Regions from separate parts of the Homo sapiens genome. Here region 1 is linked to region 2. Evidence: read pairs that join two places in POLR2A ChIA-PET (ENCODE). Cell type or tissue: CD4-positive, alpha-beta T cell. All regions are shown on one strand.

Region 1 (4,000 bases), 85 kb after region 2:
GAAGTGGACGGGGCCCATGTGGTGGGAGCCGCAGGATGTGAGAGGCAGACACCCAGTGCCGAGGTGAGCCACGTGGGATGCCTCCCGTGAGGACGCTCCAGCCCTGATCCTTCCGGGTCCCCACTGCTGCATGACAGCCTTTGCTGGTGCACAAGCTCACAGCCCCCGTGTGTGCAGGGCTGGGAGGGAGCGTGCTGGGCCCAAAGGTGGCCGGGACAGTCTGCCTCAGGGCTGTGGTCAGGGGCACGGGCTGGGACTGCCCCACTGCGGAGGCTTCTGGCGGACGGGGCGCGGGGAGTGGACGGGACAGGGACGGCTCCCCCCAGCCCAGCCGGTCAGCGCGGGCCTGACCTCCACTTTGAGCGGCGGCTTGGCCTCTGGCCTCTCAGGGTCCCTGCTGAGCTGTGCTGATGACTCCTCATTCGCAGGGGGGGAGGCTGTGGGGCCTTGGGGGCCTGAGACACCTAGAAAGGGTCAGGAGGGGACCACGGGGTGGGCAGGGCTGGGAGGTGGCCCAGCAAGCAGCCTGGGGACATTCAGATGCTGGTCACTCAGGGAGCTGGCAGCCGCTCTGCCTGCCCCTCACTGGACTTGAAAGCAGTGAGAACAGACGATGCCCAAAGACGCCCACAAAAGCGCTTCCTGTTGACATCAACACACTCTTAGGCCTTTCTCCTCCGCGCCCTCCAAGGCCGGCATCGCCCAGGCGACCACTGGACCACGAAAAATAAAGTCATGCCCCCCAGCCCCCACTCTGCCACTCATTATTTTCCTGTTGCCTTGTAGTGGACTCAGCTATGGTTTGTTTTTTGAAATTGAGTTTGAAATCCAGATCCTGCCCCACAGGCACTGGCGCCAGAGTCGCGGCTGCTGACCAGAGCTCTGCAGAGTTTTTGCTGGAAATTAGAGTCAAAATGGAACCACTGTGGGCCAAATCCCATGCAGGGCTCTACACACATGCACACATGCTCAGAGGCATGCACACATACACATGAGCACACACACACAATGCACACTCGAGCGCACACACGTGCACACAGGCATGCACACATACACATGAGCACGCACACGCTCACAATGCACACTCGAGCACACGCACACGTGCACACAGGCATGCACACATACACATGAGCGCACACACACAATGCACACTCGAGCACGCATGCACATACACACGTGCACACACGACGCCCAGGGAGTCTCAGGGAGCCTGTACCAGCCCTTGGACAGGGCCAGGAAGTCAAAGGGGAAATCCCTCTTTTCTTTTTTCTCTCAGAAACCCCGAACAACAGACTTTGTCAATAAGCATATTCACTTTTGTACTTAAAAAGTATGTTTTTAAACATTTTAATTAGCTCTCTAGACTCAAATAATCATCTTCTTCACCTTGTTTTCTCTGTGACACGCAAAAGGCTGGCAGGCAGGAGGCTTCTCAGAGTCAGGAGGGCTGGGGGGGAAGGTGCTGTCCACCAACATGTTCTGGACAGGACGCAGACACCAGGCGCCCCACGGCCCTTCATGCTCCGGAGGGTAGAACAGAGCCAGAGGGTGGTGAGGAAGGGGCAGATCCTGGTGGCTGCAGCCACTGCTGTGAGGGGACGGGGACAGGGCTGCTGAGGTCGAGGCAGGGAGTGGGGAGGCCGGAATGGGAGGCCCATGCTCCAAAGTACATAGGAAGCTGGAGCTTCCCTCCCACTGAGCTGGGCCATGAACCTGCCCACGACTCTGTGGGGTTGGCACCATGAAGTCGCTCTCAGATGGGGAGCTGGAGGGTTGATCGCCACCAAGTCACGCAGTTTAGCAGTGGGCACTCCTCGAGCCAACCTGCACCACCTCACTAAGCCCAGCATGGGCTCCCAGTGCCCCTCGGCCCACCTCCCTATCAGCCACGCCCTGGGCCTGGCCCCCTGAGAGGCCCCATGAGGCTGCAGTTGTTTTCTGGGTAAACTGTGTCCCCCCCCATCATTCATAACAATCTCTCTCTCTGTCTCCTTCCCTCTCTTCTTCCCTCCATCTTTCCTCCCTCCCTTCCTCCTTCCTTTTTTCTTTTTTTTCCTTTTTAAATAATTTGTTTTCTCATCATAATAGCAATACCTAGTCATTGTAGAAAAATTGGGGACGATTAAAATTCCACCGTGGAGTCGAGGGGAGACTTCCCCTGGCTCCTGTCACTGTTGCCACACTGCATATAAAGATCTGTGGTTTTGTTTCTTCAGTTCACGTGACCTCATCGCTTTACTCTCTCACTGGAGTCCCTTGTGAGCCTGGTGACAGCAGCCTCATGACCCCAAGCTCTTCCACGTGGGGTCAGGCTGCCCCCAGCCTCCTGCCCTGACTCCTGCTGGGTTGGGTCTCCTTGCACCCCCACACAGTGCACAGTGCCAGCTGCTCCTTTTCCTCACCCTTGCTTGAACAGTTGTGCACGCATGTAGGTCACCTCTTCCAGGCAGCCCTACAGGAGTGCACCCCACCAACACTGACAACCCCCCAGACAGTGCTTAAAGACTGAAACTGCCAGCTAGGATTTGGGGAGGGGTCCCTGCCTCTGTGGGTCCTGTCTGGCTCTGGCCCAGGCTGACAAGGAGGAGCATCTATGCGGGGAGCTGGTGCGGTGCGGGGCATGGTGGGGTGTGGGGGCTGGAGGGTGTGGGGCGGGGGCGGAGGGGGCTCAGTCATCTTTCATGAGCCTGAACTGAGGCCCAGGACGCACAGTCCACCATCCTGGGTCTGGACAGCGGGTCCCTCTGGGCCGTCTCACTTCCGCAAGCTTCAGCGGAGGCACAGCTCTGGCATTGGGGCTGCAGGGACCTCCTGGCACCACTGGGAGTAGAGTGGAGCCCCGGCACAGGCCTGGCCACCTCTCCAGGAGAAGGCACATGGGTCCTCAGGTCCCTGTTGGGACAGCTGGCGCCAAGGCTGGGCCCGCACGTTGCAGCAGGCAGGGTTGGGGTAGGGTGCTCAGCACCTGCCGTGTGGACGGGAGGGACCCCTCCACTCCCGAGGAGAAAGCCCACCAGCTGGCCTCGCTCCTGCCTGCCTGGAGGGGCTTCTGGAGGGAGTGTTTCCTCCGCCGAGTCCAGGCAGGCATGGCTGGAGGAAGAGCGTGAAGCCAGCATCCCTGGGTGACCCTGTGCACTCCAGCTTGGCTGGATTTGGGGAGGCACACCCAGGCCCTGCCCCACCCCCGCCTTCACTTGCTCGGGCCCCACCCCGCTGGGCCCCTATCTACTCGACACTGTGGGGGTCCAGTTCTCTCTCCAAGATCGGCCAAGTCCACGTGACCTGGCCCCCGGACGCTCCCTGCACGCCCAGCCCCACCGACACCCTTCCCCAAACCCTGGAGCCTGGGGACGCAGTGGGGTGTCTTGGCACACAGGTGACTCGGGAGACAGATCCCCTGACCCTGCCTGCCAGTGTGCCTGCCCACTGTCCGCTGAGCTGGGTGTCGCCTGCTTCTCCTCGTTCTGGGTGGGACCGTCTGTCCAAATGGCTGTCAAGGCCTTCTTCACTATCTCAGCGTGGGCAGAAAGGGACGGACATGTGAGACAGCTGCCCTGTGCCTCCAGCGCCCCCGCATCCCACGCACGCTCCACAGCCAGAGCTCTCAGCCCCTCCAGCTGGGGGCAGCTCTGGGCTACCCGGCCTCTTTTCAGGGGCAGGACAGCCGGGCTAATTACCTGCATGGGAGGGCCCCACTGGACAGGCTCCTGGTGAGGGTGTCTACCGCCACCCCCGCCTGCCTGGGCTGAGTCATCCAGGCGCAGCGTCGATGTGGGGAGGGCCTGTCCCTGGGGCTGTCCGTGGAGACTCGCCCTGTGGACTGGAGGAGGAGGCAGAACCCCGCCCGGCGGGGCAGGTCCTGGTGGTGACTGCGCCGACCACGGTCCCGCCCTTCCCCACGCGCTGGGCAGCTGCCCAGCCCGGTCCAGGTTAGGTGCCCCAGCATCTGGACGTCCACCCTCCCCGGGACACCCAGCCCAGTGGGGTATGGGAGGAGAGA
Region 2 (4,000 bases):
TGTTCCTTTATGGGGGCCTGAGCTGGGACGGCGGGGAAGCAGGGATCCCCCCAGGAGACGTGCAGGGCAGCAGGGGTCCGCGTCACACCACTGTCTGCCTTCCCTTCTTGGTGAGTGCGGCCCACCCCGGGTAGCTAGAGCAGGAGCATGCATCTCAGCCCTGTCCACTTCCTTCAAGCTGCCAGGACCTCTGAGTCCCCTTCGTGGCCCTGCTGGGACCCCCTCCCTCGAGTTTCCAGAAGGGCCCAAGGCAACCTGGGAAGCCGGGTGGCGGTTCTGCCCATGCCTCCCCTTTGGGCCTCCCTGGAATCAGGAGATGCAGCCCCCTGGGGAAGGGACAGAAGGTACAAAGAGGGCCTGTCTCAGACAGGGGCGCTTTCAGGCAGGCACCACCCCAGGCCACTGGCATAGACAACTTTCACCTTTCGGTTTGTTTAGAATTAGCAGTGTTAATTTTACACAGCTCTGATTTAACGTTGTATGTGGTGACTATCCCATCAGGCATGTCAAACAGACACATCAAAAGTCAAATCAAAATATGCCACTTCCCACATCACAAATGTGACTCAGACAATGAACATAAAACTTGACTTGGTGGCTGAGTTACCTTATTAAAATAGTTGGAAGTGATTTCTGTTAATGTAACAGCTGAGAAATGGTTTAAATGAGATCTCTTCTTTGAACTTCACACGTTAATTCCCACTAACTTGCTAAAGGAAAATTCTATCTAAGAGGACCTACCTGATTTATTTGTTATGACTGGGTCTTCATGTTACCCCTCGATTCGGAACATGAATTTCTGGTTCAAACTGTGCCTCCTCCACTTCAATTACATCCTTGGTGTTTAGTGGCACCGTTTTCACGTGACTCCTGCTACCCAAGAATCAAAAGCAGCAGAAGCCCGTGCTCAGCAGGTCCTGAGGCTGCGGCGACCCCACGCCTCCCACTGCCCTAATACGCGGGACTGAATCTCCAAAGAGGAAAACCAAAATCAGGAGCCCAGGGTTGATCGGAGGCCAAAAGCTTCCACAATGAATATGGAATTTTTACTTCCCAGTTAAGAAGAAGAGAGGCCTTACGAGGTTTTCCATTTCCCTGCCCCGTGAGACAGCTGGCATTCTTTAAGAAAAGCATTAAAAATCATCGTGTATTCCAGGAAAGTGTGTGTCCCTGAAGAAGTGGCACATCCCAGAATCTCTGAACTCTGGTGATGGGAGGACCCAGGAGGGCTCCTCAGGAGGGTCCGGGCCTGTTCTCTGTGCACTCCAAGTGCTGAGTGCCTGGGATCAAAGCCCTCATGCTGTCTTCAGGAGCCCTGCTCAGAAACCTGACACCGGGCCAGGAGCTCAGGGCGAGGGACTCTGCACACCCTTTCAACGTGGGGGACCCTCTCCGCTTCCCAGCCAGGAAGCTGCACCAGACACTCACAAAGGTGACTTTGTGCCCGTGAACTCGGCTGCAGCCCACAGTTTGGGCTTGCTGCCGCCGGTGCAGACAGGAAATAGCTGCTCTGCGGCAGCCCGACCCCGTGGCCACAGAGCAGCCTCTGTTCCTTGGTAATCGTCAACATCTGGCAGGCACCTCCACGCCCCTCCGCCCCCACCATACGCTGCTGGCTGGAGGCTCCCGTGCAATGCCAGGTGTGTTGGGAGAGGACAGGCTATACCCACAAGCTGGGCTGGAAGTAAGGAAATCGCTTTAAAAGCAGGAAAACAAATTCGCTTCCCCACGCTTTAACCACTGGTACCTGTAAGAGGCCATCAATGGAATATTCATCTTCTCCAAATGTAAAAAGTAAATCTAAATGGAAGAAGGTCTTTTTCTTCCCCCGCTTTTCCGCGTGACACAGGATGTTATGGAATAGAACTTGAAAGCTGGTGAAGCAGATTTGATGCGGAAAGCAAAGCTCATCAAGGAACCCTGATCACTGTGAACTCACTTAATGGAATAGTTGATGCCGTCATCATAAACAGCACCAACGTTAGAAGCCAGTGATCCTTATACTAAGGTTTCAGTTTTACTGCAGATCAAAATTACATTTTCAAAATTCAGAAAGCATTTCATTACATGGTGCGATCACAAGAAATCCGTAATGTTGGGGCGTATTACTCCCACAACCTCGCTATTAGAGGTGGACGTCCTGGCACCCCTCATGGGGTGCAGAGCACCTTTCTCCTCTTGGACTGAGGTGTGCAGCTGGCTGCCCCCGCTCCTCCCTGTCCCACTAACCTGACCATACCCCCACGAGGCAGAGTGCCTTTCTCCTGCCCTGGAGTGGGGCTGACACAGTCTCGAACACCATAATCCAGGATGTTGAAATCCTGAAAGATCAAAATCCCTAAAGTCTAAAATCCCCCAAATCACAATCCTGAAAAATGTAGTTCTTGAAAAAATAATTTTAAAAATTCTTTACCCCATTTACCCTAATATAGTTATTACACTTTGCATGCCTTTATCAAAATATCTCATGTGCTCCATAATTATATACACCTACTATGTGTCCATAAAAATTTAAAAAATTCTTTATCTCAAATGTTAGCGAGAAAAAGGAAAAAATAAATAATGATTTGAAAGACATTTGCTTACAATTTTAAAAAGAAGACTTATTTGAGAAATGTACAAAAACATGACAGCATGCTTCATAGGCCACTTTACACAATAAAACAGACAATACTAACACACACATTTTTACAAGCATAAACACTCAAGTACACTAATGACAGTCACATGGGTATAACGGTTAATGAGCAGATGAACCGTATTCATAAAGAAATAGCTCCTGTCATCTGAAATATTCTGTTGGACAACCTAAGTCTTTGGACAAGATCCATCAAAAACCATGATGGTTGTATATGTGTGGTTTTATTTCTGAGATCTCTATTCTGTTCTGTTGGCCTATGTGTCTGTTTTTGTACCAGTACCATGCTGTTTTGGTTACTGTAGACTTGTAGTATAGTTTGAAGTCAGGGAGTGTGATGTCTCCAGCTTTGTTCTTTTTGCTTAGGACTGTCTTGGTTATACAGGCTCTTTTTCAGTTCTACATGAATTTTAAAGTAGTTTTTTCTAATTCTGTGAGGAATGTCAATGGTAATTTAATGGGAATAGCATTGAATCTATAAGTTACTTTGGGCAGTATGGCCATTTTCACGATATTGATTCTTCCTATCCATGAGCATGGAATATTTTTCCATTTGTTTGTGTCCTCTCTTATTTCCTTGAGCAGTGGTTTGTAGTTCTCCTTGAAGAGGTCCTTCACCTCCCTTGTTAGCTGTATTCCTAGGTATTTTATTCTCTTTGTAGCAATTGTGAATGGAAGTTCATTCATGATTTAGCTCTCTGCTTGTCTACTGTTGGTGTATAGGAATGCTTGTGATTTTTGCACATTGATTTTGTATCCTGAGACTTTGCTGAAGTTGCTTATCAGCTTAAGGAGCTTTTGGGCTAAGATGATGAAGTTTTCTAAATATAGGATCATGTTGTCTGCAAACAGAGCTTCGACAAACCTGACAAAAACAAGTAATGGGGAAAGGATTCCCTGTTTAATAAATGGTGCAGGGAAAACTGGCTAGCCATATGCAGAAAACTGAAACTGGAGCCCTTCTTTACACCTTATACAAAAATTAACTCAAGATGGATTAAAGACTTAAACGTAAAACCCAAAACTACAAAAACCCTACAAGAAACTCTAGGCAATACCATTCGGGACATAGGCATGGGAAAATATTACATGACAAAAACATCAAAAGCAATTACAACAAAAGCAAAATTGACAAATGGGACCTAATTAAACTAAAGAGCTTCTGCACAGCAAAAGAAACTACACCATCAGAGTGAACAGACAAGCTATGGAATGGGGGAAAATTTTTGCAATCTGTCCATCTGACAAAGGTCTAATATCTGGAATCTACAAGGAACTTAACTTTACAAGAAAAAACAAACAACCCATCAAAAAGTGGGCAAAGGACATGAACAGACACTTCTCAAAAGAAGACATTTAGGC

What was found. Peaks named below come from ENCODE experiments on the same cell type or tissue, not always from the same donor. Only the 100,000 strongest peaks of a DNase experiment are listed, where the experiment ranks them.
Region 1: POLR2A ChIA-PET joins it to region 2 with 5 read pairs; 5 of 35 experiments call an interaction of 5 or more read pairs at or near these places.

What each region holds. Positions count from the first base shown.
Region 1 is chr17:83,069,927-83,073,926 of GRCh38, forward strand. No RefSeq gene overlaps it. Among named protein-coding and RNA genes, the nearest start is that of METRNL, 7.7 kb to the right of the region's middle. RefSeq lists an enhancer at 1-266. In CD4-positive, alpha-beta T cell, no CTCF peak of the experiment used is centred here; DNase peaks (open chromatin) are centred at 2,235 and 3,815.
Region 2 is chr17:82,984,731-82,988,730 of GRCh38, forward strand. All of the region lies in intron 6 of QTGAL (queuosine-tRNA galactosyltransferase), which reads right to left. Among named protein-coding and RNA genes, the nearest start is that of QTGAL, 65 kb to the right of the region's middle. RefSeq lists an enhancer at 1,383-1,677. In CD4-positive, alpha-beta T cell, no CTCF peak of the experiment used is centred here; a DNase peak (open chromatin) is centred at 1,511; H3K4me3 peaks cover 735 bases; H3K27ac peaks cover 429 bases.